2 separate regions of the Mus musculus genome follow, and region 2 is linked to region 1. The links are chromatin loops, found by intact Hi-C in ENCODE. Cell type or tissue: left cerebral cortex. All regions are shown on one strand. Links, peaks and the distances in the headings refer to the core of each region. The heading gives the core; the rest is flanking DNA.

Evidence for each region. Hi-C counts contacts between places; a loop is a spot of excess contacts. Peaks named below come from ENCODE experiments on the same cell type or tissue, not always from the same donor. Only the 100,000 strongest peaks of a DNase experiment are listed, where the experiment ranks them.
Region 2: a loop joins it to region 1, with 2.4 times the contacts of the local background. A loop is called at or near these places in 2 of 42 quality-filtered maps.

The regions. Positions count from the first base shown.
Region 1 is chr10:43,448,311-43,456,642 of GRCm38, forward strand. It overlaps a transcript of Pdss2 not described here and the pseudogene Gm3699. Among named protein-coding and RNA genes, the nearest start is that of Bend3, 27 kb to the right of the region's middle. In left cerebral cortex, for the core only: a CTCF peak has its summit at 4,263 (motif pointing left); a DNase peak (open chromatin) is centred at 4,259; H3K4me3 peaks cover 357 bases.
Region 2 is chr10:43,217,282-43,225,613 of GRCm38, forward strand. Pdss2 (prenyl (solanesyl) diphosphate synthase, subunit 2) reads left to right here and starts at 4,205. Exons shown (of 8, transcript NM_027772.2): 1 at 4,205-4,779. The coding sequence starts at 4,481. In left cerebral cortex, for the core only: a CTCF peak has its summit at 4,241; DNase peaks (open chromatin) are centred at 2,750, 3,473 and 4,158; H3K4me3 peaks cover 2,014 bases; H3K27ac peaks cover 1,740 bases.

The DNA.
Region 1 (8,332 bases), core at 69-8,068:
ACCAGGCTGCCCTCGAACTCAGAAATCTGCTTGCCTCTGCCTCTCAAGCGCTGGGATTAAAGGCATATGGCACCACTGCCCAGCTGAATGTTATTTTTTTTGTTTTGAGACAGGGTTTCTCTGTGTAGCCCTGGCTGTCCTGGAACTCAATCTGTAGACCAGGCTGGCCTCGAACTCAGAAACCCACCTGCCTCTGTCTCCCAAGTGCTGGGATCAAAGGCGTGTGCCACCACTGCCCGGCGGTGAATGTTATTTTTTTAAAAAAGAAAAGGAATGAAGACAGCCATGCTGACTAGTAACTAGCTGCTAAATAGCTGTTTCTCAATAATACAAAGGCTCAAGTTCGATAAATGCTGTTAGAAGGAATGGGTTTTCCATTTTTCTTTTTTTCCTTCTGAACAGAGTCGCTCGCTATAGAATCCAGTATGGCCTCAAACTCAGTTGTTCCGTCTCAGACTCCTAAGTATCTGTTATCACAGGTGGATAACACACTCAGATCTCAGGAAATACACTTTGTACTGACCATCAGGAAGCAATGACTCACTACTGAGTAGAGCATAAGTACAATGAGGCTGGGAAGTGGCCCATCAGGTAGGAGGGTTTAGACACTGTGAATAGCATGAAGACCTGAGTTTGAGTCCCCAGCACCTACTTAAAAAGCCAGGCTTGGTCACACCTGCCTGAATCCCCAGCTCTGGGGGTAGGGCTGGGTAGACAGAGATAAGAGGATTCCTGGACTCTTTATCACCAACCTACCTCCAGATTCAGAAAAGAACCAGCTTAAAACAGTAAGATAGGGGCTAGAGAGATGGCTCAGCAGTTAAGAGCATCTTCCAGAGGTCCTGAGTTCAAGTCCCAGCAACCACATGGTGGCTCACAACCATCTTTAATGGGATCCGATGCCCTCTTCTGGTGTGTCTGAAGACAGCGACAGTGTACTCACACGCATAAAATAAATAAATATTTAAAACAACAACAACAACCACCCAGTAAGATAAAGAATGCTGGAGCAGAATACATGGCCTTGACTGGGTTTCTGTGGTGCTAAGGATCGAGGTCAGGGCTCCCTGCATGCTAGACCAGCAAGCACTCTACCCTTAAAAGATGACTTTATACAACATGTGAGCCCCATAGGTGTGGTACATGCCCGCAACCCTAGCCTTCAGTAAGCGAAAGTCAGAACACTAGAAGCTCACCCCAGTGGCATACCTTCTCCAAGAAGGCCACACCTCCCAATCCTTTCTAAACTGTTTCACCAACTGAGGGCCAAGTATTCAAACCATGGGCCTATGCAGCGATTCTCATTCCAACCAGCACACTACCTAGCAAGGCCGGTCTGCGTTACATGAGGTACTCTCCAAATTTAAAAAAAAAAAAAAAAAAAAAAAAGTATTTCCTTTTTATTTTTCTTGCTAGGCATGGGGACTTCCATCTTTAATGCCAGCAGAAGCAGGTGGATTTCGGAGTTGAGGCCAGTCTGATCTACAGAGAAAGTTCCAGGACAGCTATGGCTGCACAAGTGAGCTCTGTCCGTAAAGAAAAATGTAAAACATGGAAGGAAACCATAGGGACAAAGAAGGGCATCATCATATGCTGTTTGGTTTCCTTTGCTTGTTTTGAGACACGGTTCAATGTGTAGACCTGGCTTGCCTGGACCTTGCTCCGTAAGCCAGGCTGGACTCATACTCCTAGAGATCCACTGGCCTCAAGGATTAAGGCAGGTGACGCCATGCAGGGTGCCATCATATGCTGTTATCGTTCCAGAGAACAACAAGGAGCAAGATGAGGGAATCATCGAAATACCTCGCTGGGCAGTGGTGGCGCAAGCCTCTAATTCCAGTGCTTGGGAGGCAGAGAGGCAGAGAGAGAGAGAGAGAGAGGCAGAGAGGCAGAGAGAGAGAGAGAGGCAGAGAGGCAGAGGCAGAGAGGCAGAGAGAGAGGCTGAGAGAGAGAGGCAGAGAGGCAGAGGCAGAGAGGCAGAGAGAGAGGCTGAGAGAGAGAGAGAGAGAGAGAGAGAGAGAGAGAGAGGCAGAGAGGCAGAGACAGACAGACAGAGAGAGAGAGTGAGAGAGAGAGAGACAGAGAGAGAGAGAGAGACAGAGAGAGAGAGACAGAGAGACAGAGAGAGAGAGAGAGAGAGAGAGAGAGAGAGAGAGAGAGAGAGAGAGACAGAGAGACAGAGAGAGAGAGAGAGAGAGAGAGAGGCAGAGAGAGAGAGAGAGAGAGAGGCAGAGAGGCAGAGGCAGAGAGGCAGAGAGAGAGGCTGAGAGAGAGAGAGAGAGAGAGGCAGAGAGGCAGAGAGAGAGAGAGAGAGAGGCAGAGAGGCAGAGAGAGAGAGAGGCAGAGAGGCAGAGGCAGAGAGGCAGAGAGAGAGGCTGAGAGAGAGAGAGAGAGAGAGAGAGAGAGAGAGGCAGAGAGGCAGAGAGAGAGAGAGAGGCAGAGAGGCAGAGAGAGAGAGAGGCAGAGAGGCAGAGAGAGAGAGAGAGAGAGAGAGAGAGAGAGGCAGAGAGAGAGAGGCAGAGAGGCAGAGAGGCAGAGAGAGAGGCAGAGAGGCTGAGAGAGAGAGAGAGAGAGAGAGAGAGGCAGAGAGAGAGAGAGAGGCAGAGGCAGAGGCAGGTGGATCTGAGTTTGAGGCCAACCTCTTTCTACAGGGTTAGTTCCAAGATAGCCAGGGCTATGCCTCAAAAAACAAACAATGAAGATTTGTGTGCTTCTAACCATACAGCCTCAAAAATCACAATCCCTTCCCCCACAGGCACAGAGACACACACGTGGAACAAACTGTAGGGAGAAACAGATACTAACATGTACATTTCAAAAACTGATCAAGTAAATGTGGTAGCTCATGCCTGTAACCACAATACTGGGGAGACTGAGGCATGAAGGATCATGAATTCAAGGCTAGCTGGAGCTTCATTAGAACACCGCCCCCCCCACCCCCATGCAAGAATAGATAAAGCTTGAAGGCATAACCCTTTAATCTAATCACTTGAAAGACAGAGGTAGGTGGATTTCTATGCATTCAAGGACAGCCTTGTTTTGAGACCCTGTCCAAAAAAGAAAGAGAAAAGGAGAAGGAGAGGGAGAAGAAGAAGAAGAAGAAGAAGAAGAAGAAGAAGAAGAAGAAGAAGAAGAAGAAGAAGAAGAAGAAGAAGAAGAAGAGGTGGAGGAGGAGGAGGAGGAGGAGGAGAGAGGAGGAGGAGAGAGGAGGGGGGAGGAGGAGGGGGGAGGAAGGGGAAAGGAATGGGAGGGGAAAAGAGGGGAGGAAGAAGAAAGGAGGAGGAAGAAGAAAGTGAGGAAGAAAGAAAAGAAAGAAAAAGAAAGAGGAAGGAAGGAAGGAAGGAAGGAGAGGACTCTAAAAGCTGAGGAAATGGCTCGGTCTGTAAAGCATTTGCTGTGTAAGCATGAGGAACTGAATTTGAGTCCCCAGAACCAATGTAAAATCAATCAATCAATCCATCAATCCAGGGCCAGGTGCACAGGTGCACTGTAATCTCAGAACTGAGAAAATCCCATCAGCAGGACCCCAGGGGCCAGCCGGGCTGGTCAAATTGTGGATCTCTTAAATTCAGTGAGAAACTGTCTCAAAAACAGCGGGGTGCCAGGGTGGGGGTGGGAGGTGGCAGAATGTCTCAGGGGGGGTAAAAGCTTGTACCACAAGACCCTGGAGACCTGTGCTCTGTCCCCAAACCCATGGAGAAGTGAGATAACCATGTTCCTGAGGTTACCATCCGTCTCCCACAGATGTACCATGGCACACTGGGGACCCTCCCATCACACACTTATAATATACACCCCCCAAGGTAGAGGAACTGATATTCATGAAATGCCCATATTAAAACTTTAGAAACAACGAATAAGCTCATGGGATGAGCTGTGTCTGCATGTCTCCACACCCTACGAATTGTCTGCCAATCAGCAATAGTTAACTTACAGGCGGAACTGTTTAACTTACAAAGATGACTTTCGCTTTGTTCTATTGATACCTTATGCATAAAAGGGATTCAGTGAACTCGTGTGCATAAGATATTTATCACAATGTCTAATTTCATCTCCTTCATCATTTTGTCTAAGAGGCCTCCCCTCAATTCTAGTTATAAATCGATACGGTAAAACCCGACCACAGTCGGCCACGAATCCAGGCGTGTGAACTGTGTTTGTGAAGCTGACAACGGAGTGGCTGGTGGGGGTTCACACAGCTGAGGACTCTGGGAGCCCAGCTAGCCATGTTAAATTCATGCCAGGCCTGGCTACAGTTTGATGCCACCTGGTGGCAGTAGTGGTCCTGTTTGGAATACCATAGAAGATGACTGAATCCAGAGGTCCTACTGTCCCGACTGTCCCAGGTAGCTGTGATTCAGAGGCTCAGCGAGGGGTGTGGGGGAGGGGCGCGTGAGGATCAGAGTTCTCACGCCTGCCCTCTTTTCTTTCAGAAGTCCACATGCATTTCTTCTGCTGTGTGGCTGCAGCTCAGACCCAGAGCTGCTCCTGACCACTAGCATAGCCTTTAATTCCCATCTCCAGTCTTTATTTATCCAGTTCCAACAGAAGCTAAGCAGGGAATGGGAGCAAGTTCTTGTAAATTTTGCATAACTAAAATTACATCTACAGTTATGTGGTTTTTCTTTTTCCATTTCTCTGTGTGTGTGTGAGCACACACGCATATGTTTTATGCAAGTTTGCATATGTGTGGGTGCACACGGACGCCCAAAGCTGATGTCCACAGTCATCTTCAATAACACGTCTTTTTCACTGAGGCAGGCTCTCTCAGTCAAACCCTGAACTCAGAGGTATGGCTGGTCTCATTAGCCAACTTGCTCTGGGAATCCCTTCTGTGTGCCTTCAGAGGCTAGCATGGCAAACGAGCCACCATACTGTCTGGAGTTTCACGTGGTGGGGCTGGTGAATCAAAACTCCAGCCTCAGGCTTACAAGGCAAGCACTTCAACCACTGGGCCATCTCCCCAGTCCTAAGTTACAGTTCATCATTTTTAAAAAAGATGTAGTTACTTTATTTTCGGTGTATGAGTGCTTTGACTGCACATATGCATGTATGTACACCATGTGCATACGTGGTATCCGCAGAGGCCAGAAGAAGTCAGAGCCCCTGGAACTGGAATCACTGTGAGTGACCATCGGAGTTCTAGGACTCAGCCTTGGGTGCTCTGTAAGGATACTGTGATCTTGACCACTGAGCCATCTCTCCAGCACCCAAGTTTGTTTGTTATGAATGTGTATAGTCATGCAGCTTTACTGTGGTTATTTATTTATTTATTCGAGACAGGGTTTCTCTGTGTAGCCCTGGCTGTCCTGGAACTCACTCTGTAGACCAGGCTGGCCTCGAACTCCGAAATCCACCTGCCTCTGCCTCCCAAGTGCTGGGATTAAAGGTGTGTGCCACCAGCTAACAAGACTTTTTATTAAAGAGTTTTTGATTATTCTAAATGTTTAGTTGGATTTTTTTTAAAGTCTTTATTATAAAACCTGGTATGGTGGAACATACCTGTACCTGCTGTAGAGGCAGGAGAATCAGGATTTTAAGGCTTTCATGTCTACATAATGGATTCCAGACTAGTCCAAGCTGCATGAGACCCTGTCTCAAAAACAAACAAACAAACAAACAAAAAACAAAACAAACAAAAGACAGAGAAAGAGGTGAGAGAAAAGGAGAGGGTATGTGAAGATAAAAAGATTCATTCCATCCAGAGGGTAGTAATCTTCTTGCATAAATGTTACCAATCTTTCAAGAGCATCATGAGTTTGAGGCCACCCTAGGGTATGTGCCAACACATTGTCTCAAAATAAAAACAAAATGTCGTGCTCCTTAGATCTTCATGGAGACAAGGCTGTAAAGGGTCAATGGTCAGTTCCTGGATGTCTGTCTTGGCCTCTCACTCTTCCTGGCATCTCCTAGTTCAGACAGGGAGTCTGAGAAACCAACACTTACTGAAAGAGAGCTGCAGAGCCAGAGGTCTGGGACCAGGGTCTCCCTCTCTCTCCCCATCTCTTGTCACAGTCAGTGACTACATTTGTCTTTCAGGAAACAGCCAAGCACCAAGCTGGTTGTCACATGTTGGAAGCTTTGTGGCAAAGGTCAGAAGAAGGCCTGCTTACCAGCATCTTGGCAGGCTTACCTGCTGTCTGTCCTTTCTGCCCTGCCCTCCCCTCCAGCTACTCAAAAGTGTGAATTACAATACTGTATTACCCACTTCTCTGCCTCAGCTGTGGCCCACAGCTTCCCCATCCTTCTCAGGTACAGTCCTGCTCAGCCACCCCCACCCCCACACACACTCCCACCACCCATGCGACCCCCTCCCAAGCCTCTATGCCATCTCCCAGATCCGTTCTGTCTCCTTGCTCACCCCCCACTTGTTTCCTCTGATGTTTCAGGCTTTTCCTCTCTGCTTCCAGGGCTAGCCTCTGACTGAAGATTTAAAATGATCTCTTGCCTACCCATGTCTTCATTCCCTAAAGACTTGCAAGTCTACATGGAGTTAATTTTGAAAGCTTTGTCACATGAAAACTGGCCAGGCCATCAGCCAAAGAGCTCTCCTGCCAGGACAGGCATGCTTAGCCCTATATTTAGGTCCTAAGCGGTCCCACTCACCTCTTTCTATAACTGATAGGAGCCACACTCACTCCCGGTTAGAAGAATTTAAGCATGAGAAAAGCGCATTCACTTAGTGTAGCCTAGACCAGAGACCCTGTGGTAGGTAACTAAAGTCACTTCTTTACCTGCTTTTTGCCAAATACACTCTGTACATTTTACGCAAGTATACTGTTGATTTACTGGGAATAAGAGGGGTCGCATACCTGGGCCACAGAACTCCAATAATCCACATTTACCTGATACTGCCTTCTGAGTAGTCTACATGTGAAAGTTTAAAATTTAGCTGGGTAATGGTGGCACACACCTTTAATCCCAGCATTCAGGAGGCAGAGGCAGGCAAATCTCTGTGTTTTGGAAGTTAGCCATCTCAAAAAATTAACTATTAATTAATTAAAATCGTTGGAAGCGAAGAAGCTAGTCCTTAATTTTTTTTTTCAGATGTAGGAGCTGAAGATATGGCTCCGTACTCAAGAGTGCTTGCTGCTTTTGAAAGAGACAGCTTCAGTTCCCAGCCCCCATGTGGTAGCTCACAACCATCCATTCCGAACTGCAGTTGTAGAGGAGTCTGACACCCACTTCTGACCTCCGTGGGCACCAGGCACCCACTTGGTACACAGACATAATATGCAGGCAAAACTCATACAATAAAATAAATAAGTGTAAAAACCTTTTTATTTTTAATTGTGCTGGGTGTGGTGGCACACACCTTTAATCCCAGCAGTTGGGAGGCAGAGGCAGGCGGATTTCTGAGTTCGAGGCCAGCTTGGTCTACAAAGTGAGTTCCAGGACAGCCAGGGCTATACAGAGAAACCCTGTCTCGAAAATAAATAAATAAATAAATAAAATTTTCTTTGTCCTCTTTTGAAACAGGGTTTCTCTGTGTAGACTGAGTTTCTCTGTCCTAGAACTTGCTCTGAAAACCAGGCTGGCCTCAACCTCAGAGATCCACCTGCCTCTGCCTCCCAAGTGCTGGGAGACGCCACCACCGCCCAGCCTAATTTTTTTTTTGGGGGGGGGGGAGGGGAGGTTCGAGATAGCCCTGGCTGTGTGTGTAGCCCTGGCTGTCCTGGAGCTCACTTTGTAGTCCAAGCTAGCCTCGAACTCAGAAATCTGCCTGCCTCTGCCTCCCGAGTGCTGGGATTAAAGGCGTGCGCCACCATGCCCAGTCCAGCCTAATTTTTTCTTTTTTTCTTTTCTTTTCTTTTTCTTTTTTTTTTCTTTTTTTTGATTCTTAAGCTGACTGCAAGAGGGTTTATTGTACACGAGCTACACTTGGCCACAAGAGAACAGAGCTAGTCCAGAGTGCCGGGGGTCCAGGGCAGAGGGCCAGCGGGACTGTTTTGGTTGTAAGAAAGGCGGTCATTTCTCCAGGCGATCGCAGCGAGGTGACGTTCCAGGTCTACTGAGACTCATTACCGATGGCAGCACACAGTCCGATAGCTTGTCCCGGCCCTCAGCATCCCTCACTTCTGCTCCTGCAGGCGTCGTGGGTGCACCGGCAGGCTTACTTGGACCTCTGCCTCATCTTTCTTCTCTTGCGCTTCAGCCTGCGCATTCTCTTCTTCCGCCACTTCGCTCTCATGGCGCAGGAGTCTCAAGGAAGATGGCGCTAAGACCGAGCCCAGCCTAATTTTTAAACATTTCAACTTAGACTACTCAGAGAACAGTAGCAGGTAAATGTGGGTTGTTGGAATTCTGTGGGCTGATTTCCCTCAAACTCTTG
Region 2 (8,332 bases), core at 199-8,198, 230 kb before region 1:
TTTGGTTACCCCGCTAGTAGAGGCCCGTTTCCTGTCTTACGTCTTCCCAAACCATCTTTTGCTGTGGCCGTTTCTGTGGCTACCTACTTCTTAGAACCATGACTCAACAGCACCTCTCTTCATCGTATACATTTGCAGCTATTTGGGACATGCAGATGCCTCATTTTCTGTCCCCCCACCACAACCCCCTGATCCCTGAGGTGGGGGATACTCCTCCGCCTAGCGCATTTTTATACGCTGGAGGTGTGAGGAGCCAAAGCCCCGAGATGGAAACCTGGAGCAGCCAGAGCTACAAGCTGCTTATTAATATGTGCTCTCTTCTCACCTCGGGTGGCAATCCTGAAGTCTATTCTACGTGGCCCGAGGCCTCACCGCCTGTGGTGGTGACTAATTCAAGAACACTCTCATACTGCCTTTCCTTGTCTCACTTTCCCTAGTCATCCTGAGATCACCGTCCAAAATCAACGGCCCAAAGAGTAGGCCCTTGTCTCAGGTTCAGTTTTCAAGGGACTGAGCCAGGATAAAAGACCACTGAGCAGAATTTACACAGGGAAGCAGGATAAACACTCAATTCTTTTACTCATTGCCGAAGTTGCATCTAGTTATAAAGGCGTGAGCTCATGTGTAGTCAATGAATTTCAATCAGTTATAGGTCTTACTACTTTTTGATGGTCACATTGTTCCCTCATCAACCCTTATGTTGGTGTCTTTGGATCTTTGTCCTGTCTCACTAGTCTTTTAGACTTAAATGGCTTCCTTGATTTCTGAGACAAGACATCCATTACATACATTGGTATGTGTGTGTGTGTGTGTGTGTGTGTGTGTGTGTGTGTGTGTGTGTGCGCGTGCGCGCGACTATTCTCCAAAGCACCTTCCTAGTTTTTATAGAAAGCAGTGTATCAAAAGTACAACACAATGCTAAAGATTATTATACTATACAACTGGTACACAAAGCAAAATCTTTTGTTTTTTTTTTCAATAAATACATTTTTTTTGTTTTTTTTTTTTGTTTTGTTTTGTTTTTTGAGACAGGGTTTCTCTGTGTAGCCCTGGGTGTCCTGGAACTCACTCTGTAGACCAGGCTGGCCTTGAACTCAGAAATCCACCTGCCTCTGCCTCCAGAGAGCTGGGATTAAAGGCGTGCGCCACCACGCCCGGTTAATAAATACATTTTATTACTACATAAGAAACATTTTTGAAAAAAGTCATGAACTTATTATTTCTAACTCAACTTGAGTATTATATGGATTTTACTTACTCTGAAAGATCCACATACCTAACAACTCTCTGCATATAACATGTAGGATTAGAAAGTAATAGCATCTACATTTCTATGAGCCATAAGAATGAAGTTAAAGATCTTTTTGTAGCTCTGTTCTTCCAGGGAACATATTCTACGGACGGCGTATGATGAAAATATCATTTTTTAAAAGTCATTAGTTATTTGCTTGGTATGGTTATGACATGGCAACTTAATATGTAGTTACATCATTTGCTTCTGTGAATTTTCAAATTCTAGGAATTAGATTTTTCTTCTGTATTTAAAATTATTTAGAATACATAACATGTATACATGATTTGAAAACCAAATCTACATAGCCAAGGATTATAGAATAGTTACCAGTCTCCTTGCTGATCTCTGTTCCTTCCTGTTCAGAATACATGCCAAAATACATTCACAGTCTTATCTATTTCACAAAAAAATGTGTTATACTACTCTGTACTTTGCATTTTTAATTTGATGTATATCCTGAAAGATACAGGGGTGATCCTCTTTCGTCCAGTTGTGCTCGAGTGCCCACTTTGAGGTCTGGATTATTTTCTATTAAAATCAATACAGCAATGAACAACCTTTTGCTTTAGTTACTTTGCCTTTTGGAATAGGTTCCTAGAGTTGATATTTCTGGGTCATAATGCAAATGTGTATACAATACTGTGATTATCTAACTGCTGTGTGCTACTTTGCATTCTTAGTGGTATTAGATGTCCTTACTCCTCACAGCCTGTCACTTGAAATTCAGACATCTCTTTAGCTATAAAGATTGAAGGATATATATATATATATATATATATATATATATATATATAAATCAGGAGGACTAAAGAACAAATATCATTTTAATTTTCCAAAACTGATTACCACTAGATACAATGCAACCTTTTAACTGTTAAGTATAAAGGAAAGTGCTGGTTATTTAAAGTAAATGGGAGCAGAAGTCCCATGAATAATCAAAAACGTGGCTAACAGACCAAGACCAGAGAATAATGCACTTGGCTTTTGTGAAGAAATTAAAGTACATACTGTGAATTTTCATTAAAGCAAATGTGTGAAAAGTTACTCTTAAGGTACCATGATCTTGAAGAAGCAGCCTCAGATGCTCGATATATTACACTCAGTCTCTCTCTTTCTCTGGATTTTTCTGACTTCCTTCTCCTTGGACAACCCAGCTTAGGTCTTAGAACTCTTTAGAATGATAAAATATTTCACCTTTTACATTTATTTTTACATAGTAGTATACTTGGATTTTATTGCTAGGAATCTTACATAGGAACTCCCTTATGGGGAGACTGTTTTTAAATATAATTCACCTTTAATTAATATGCTGTTTTATCTATGGAGCCCTCACTCTGGAGCCCTGGCTAGCCTAGAACTGGCTATGTAGACCAGGCTGCTCTTGAACCTAGAGATCCTTCTGCCTCTGCCTCCTGAGTGCTTGTAAGCACCACCATTCCTGGCTCAAAAACAGAATCTTTAAATCACAGGAGACTTGGCACTCAAAGGGAGTTTGCCGCTAAACCTTCTGTGGCTAAAAGCATCTTGTGTGAACAATTTCTCTTTGTTTTTCTAGTTCATTTACATAATGTGAGCTTAAAAAATACCAACTATGAATTTTGAAAGCTCACATGAATTTTAAAAACCATTCCTGAGTGTAAAATGTAGGTAACAAGTCGTTTATTATTTTTATATTACTGATCTTAATGTTACTTTTTTCTTCCCAAGGGATTGAATTTAAGGTTTTGTAATTTTTAATTTTTTTATGATTAACAAGGACTTCAACACTTGTTTTGTCTAATTAGAAAGGGCAAGATGCTAGACGTGCTTGAATAGGTGGCACCCGAAGAGCAGAGTGGCCCTCTGGCCCTCGTCTGTAATCCCAGGACTTGAGAGGTGGATGGGGTCAAGAAGTTACAGGTCAGTTTGCTACACAGTAAGAAGTCTCAGGCCACTGTGGCCTAGGGGAAAAAAAAAACGTTCCATCCAACACTGAAAGCGTCGTCACACTGACAATTTTACTTTAGCAATGAGAAAGAATTTTTGGTAACATATTACTTAATGTTGTGGTTAAGAGTATGTATTCAAATAACCAAATTGTTAGGTCGGGTATGTGGTTCCGAAGTAGAGCACTAGCCTAGCATTACTGCATGAGGCCTGGCCTCTATCCCTAGTACCCAAAGGAGAGGAGAAAAAAAGATACCAGATCCTCTAGGTTCACATTTTGCTTAATGTGACCATAACAACTTACAATTTGGCTGTGCCTCATTCCGTTCCCCCCCATCCCCCCTAAAATCCGGGGAATAGTATTATCTTTAAAACTCAACAAAAGATTAAGTGAGCTAATATGTGAAATGCACTCATGCCAGTGAATTTTCAGTCCCGGAGCAAGCGACGTTTCATTCCATTCTCACAGCATCCTTATTTTCTGGATTTTTCACAGAAATCCTGGCACTTCGGCCAGGAAGCTGAGGGAAGCAGGGCTCAGCCTCACCGATCCACTTGCGTTCCAGCTCTGGGGGGGCCGCGGAGGAGACGTCGTCGCCCAGCTAGCGGGGCCGCCCTCCCGGGTCCGCGGCCCCCACCAAGGGCCTAAGGCGCCCAGGAGCAAAAGGCTTCCGGACGAGCCTGCGCCACGGGCCTACGATCTCGCCGCGGACCCACGATACAGACATTTATTTACATAAGCTTCACTCTGCGTTGGGCCGGGAGAAACGCTGCAGAGACCCCGAGAGCGCCTAGATCCAGGGCTAGCGGGGTGCCAAAGGGCGGACACCGACGTCCTGGGGCACAGGCTCCCTTCCATCTCTCGCCTTCCGGTCATCACTGAGGGTCCGCCCCTTAGTGGGGAGGTCCCAGCTGTGCCGTAAAGTAAAGAGCACTCTTTGCCGCTCATCAGCCCGCCCCTATCTTTACGGCAGGCCGCATTTCATGCCTCCAACATGGCGCCCCCCATGTAGGCACTGGCTGTGGTTACCAGCGCAGGTATCCAGTGCAGTTCTGAGCAGCCGCTGGGGTTACGCCAGTCTGCGCTGCAGAAGCAGCAAACGTTATTCCTGGTTACGGCTCCAGAAAGCCATACTTCTCTGAGGGTTTGGAATCGCCGTCTCCTGTTAGATTCTGAAAGTTTCTCCTCAGCCCTTGTTTGCTTCCCGTGTCATTTCTGGCCACCTTCCTCAGGTCCCCGACCCTCTCAGACTCAAAACTATGAGCCTCCGGCAGCTGCTGTTGCGCTTGTCCGGTTACCTCGGGGCTTCAGGTCCCCCCAGTCGCCACTGGTGGTACTTCAGATCCCTCGACAGCATCTCCTCGGCGGGCTCCTGGCGCGGGCGCTCCTCCAGGTCACCGGCCCATTGGAACCAGGTGGTGTCCGAGGCGGAGAAGATCGTGGGCTACCCCGCATCCTTCATGAGCCTGCGCTGCCTGCTGAGCGACGAGCTCAGCAATATCGCCATGCAGGTGCGGAAGCTGGTGGGGACGGGACACCCTCTGCTTACCACTGCCAGGTGAGCGACCCATGGTAACTCTGGGTCTGGCCAGTTCCTTGATTCTAACTTTCTTTTGAACTTTTAAGGTATTCTTTGGTGTCCCTTTAACATTCTTCTACTTGGCCCAGGATAAATGGTTTTCGTAAAAGAAAAACTTGAACGTGTTTTACAGTTTCTCTTCACTTTTAGAGATGCAGATGCTTCATGGCTTGTCAAGGTATCAGAGATGTATACTTATTTAGTCACAGTCAAGAAGTGGTATTTTAAAAATGGAATAGAGCCGGGCAATGGTGGTGCATGCCTTTAATCCCAGAGCTTGGGAGGCAAAGGCAGTGCGATCTCTGAGTTCAAGGCCAGCCTGGTCTACAGAGCAAGTTAAGCTGTTTACCTACAGAAAGATTAAGACAAGAGAGACAGGCAGAATAGACAGCTCCGGGCAGTGGTGGCGCACGCCTTTAATCCCAGCACTTGGGAGGCAGAGGCAGGCGGATTTCTGAGTTCGAGGACAGCCAGGGCTACACAGAGAAACCCTGTTTCAAAAAACAAACAAACAAAAAAACCCCCAAATATCCAGGTATTGGACTATCTAGATTGAAGTCAGTTTCCTCTGACGCTTTTACCACTTAATGCCAGACTAGTGTTAAACTTGTCACTAGGGTTTAAAAAAAAATTTATCACTTAAAAAACAACTCATACCTCATGTTTCGTAGTTTATTTCAAGCACACAGAAAAGTTATGAGAATAAAACTAGTACAAAGAGGATTAGGGGAGATGTCTTTGCCAAAGTACTTGTTGAACAAGTCCTACAACCTGGTTTGGATCGCCAGCAACAAAAGTGGAGGTTTTTCATACCAGTACTGAGGATGTGAAAACTGGAGATCTCTGCAGTGTGATGGACATTTCGTCTAGCTAAACCAGCAAATTCAGTGCTAAACAAGAAACTCCTTCTCAAACTCAAAAGTGAAAAAGCAAACAAGAGCTGGACAAAAAGATGGCAGGTGGGCTTATGAATGTTCAAAACCACTAGCCATAGGAGAATTGCAGATTTACATTACTATGAGATCTGTCACAAAGTTAAGAGGAATGAAATACAGATTTACAGAAGGACATCCTGGTGAAGAAACAGAAAAACTAAATTTGGCATGTATGTAAATCAGTATGGCCAATCTGGAAAATGGAAATTTCTTATAAGATTAAATTAAATAAGATTAAATTATACATCTTACCATCATACTCATAAACATTTATCCTAAAGAAATAATTAAAAAAAAAACACCTTGTCTATATCAGAATCTATACAGGGGTGTTTATAGTGTTGAAAGTTGGCTGTAAATTTGCCAAAGTCTTGACAGCAAAATGTTGATAATTAAGAGAATGATACTCAGCGTGGGTATTTGGGATAGCCCCAACCTGACCAACTCAAACGTCATTTATTGGTCAATGGTTGATCAAACTGTGATATATCCATAACCATAAAGCTCTATTTGGTGGAGCTGAAGAGATGTCTCAGTCATTAAATTGCCTACTGTGCAAGCTTGAGGGCCTGAGTTTAGATTCCAAGTACTGACAAAAAAGCTGGTTGCCAAGAAAGTGTGTGCAAGTGGGTTTTGTAGCCCAAGTATTAGGGTGCAATGTGGAAACAGGCTGTGCCTTTGAGCCCATTGGCCAGCCAGCCTACATAATTAATGAGTTCAATGAGAGACCTTGTCTCAAAATATAAGATGGAGCAAGATAAAGAAAATACTCTTGCCTCACATGTATACACACTTGTTAAAACCTGCATGTGTTCTCTCAAATACAAATGCAATTTGATTTTTTTTTTAAAAAAATTGATATCACTGTGTACACCTGAATGAGTCCTAAAGGGGTTATGCAAAGTGAAGAGTTTTTATCCTCCCCAAAATTAGGAGTTAACATGTGACTCGGCCATTCTTCCTCTAAGTATATTTCTAAAAGACTTGAAAACAGAGTCTCAGATAGTTATATATTTATGTTTCTAGTATTGTTTCCAATAGGCAGAAGGTAGAAGCTGATCATGTGTTCATTGGTGGGTAAATCTATTAATGAAATGTAGTATATGCATACATTGGAATGTATGTATTCAAATAACCAAATTGTTAGGTTGGGTATGTGGTTCCGAAGTAGAGCAAGGTGCATAGATCAGTTAAGGATGAATTTCTGCTCCTTGTTTGAGCAGGTGAAAGGCACCTGTCTTTTTTATGAGTCAGCTTGATTAATAACCAAATTGTAATAAATCTTCATTCATGCCATATGAAAGGATGGCGTGATGAATTTTAAGAACTCTGTTGCCAACAAGACTCATTGGCTATGTATAGTTGAAGTTCTAGCTAGAGACATTTTTATGTTTCAGCCAGTTTCAGGTTTGTTCCCATATAGAGGGATCAGCAAATTATGTTACCTGTCCTATTTGGTCTTCTTGACTTTTTTCCTTCCTGACTGCAGCCAAGGTCTTCAGGGGGGTCTCCCTCTATCAAGTCTGATCCTTATTACTTTGGAAGGAGTCTAAAACCTTTTTTTTTTTTTCTTGTTAACACAAATACAGAGCCCTTCTCCCAAAATACCTTTTCTTTGTTCCAGCAACCTGAAGTATAAAATCTAAAGTATAGACTGATTCAATTTTGCAGGCTCTTTTTTATTTAGATCTGCTCTACTTTGACCTCTGTCATAGAGTATTTAATACAATTATAATCACTGAAATTATAACTACCTTCATGTTGACAATTAAAACAATTTAAAATAATTAAGATAATTATTTTTATTTATTAAGATACCTCCATATACAGTTGTTTCAATTGTGGTAAGCTAGCCTCTGGGCAAGAAATGTACTATCTATAGACAAAATGCTGTTTGCAGGATAATTTACTGCTAAGCATTGCCAAGATAGGGTAAGCTAGTCCTTCATAATTCCTGATTCATCTGGGGTCTGTCAGATGTTCTGGGCCAGAAGGCTGAAGATAGATACTCCAGTGTTATAAGGAACATTAGGGACTGTCCAGACAGTAAGCTATCTCTGTCATTTCTATGATTTTTAGAAGCTTCATCCCTATGCTTCCTGCATACCTAAATAATATTTATTCCTTTTCAAAGCTCAGATGGTGTTGAAGACTAGATAGTTATAGTCTCACAACTAAACTTATGTTGTTTAGCATCAAGGAAGGTATTCTAGATTTTAAAAAGTTGGGTTTCAGATATAATACAAGTAAAAATCAAAGATAAGTGAGGTGCAGAATTGTAAACTCATTAATTAGTATAGATGATAAAATACTTTATCTAAATGGCCAAATAAAATGGACTGGACATTATAAATGTATATCATACCTTACAATTTTCATAATTGTTGTAATTGTATTTAATTTATATCTGAGAGAAAAGGAGCTAAAAAGGGGAATTTTTGAGGTTTGGTCTTTTGCAGTGTCTTGTAATGCTAAAGTGCAGGCCCCCAAGACCTGGTTGTCCCAGAGATCAAGAGAGTCGGCATGTAGACACAGTGATTTGTGTGACCTTGCCCTCAAGTTATTTCTGATTGGTGAATAAAGATTCTGACAGTAAA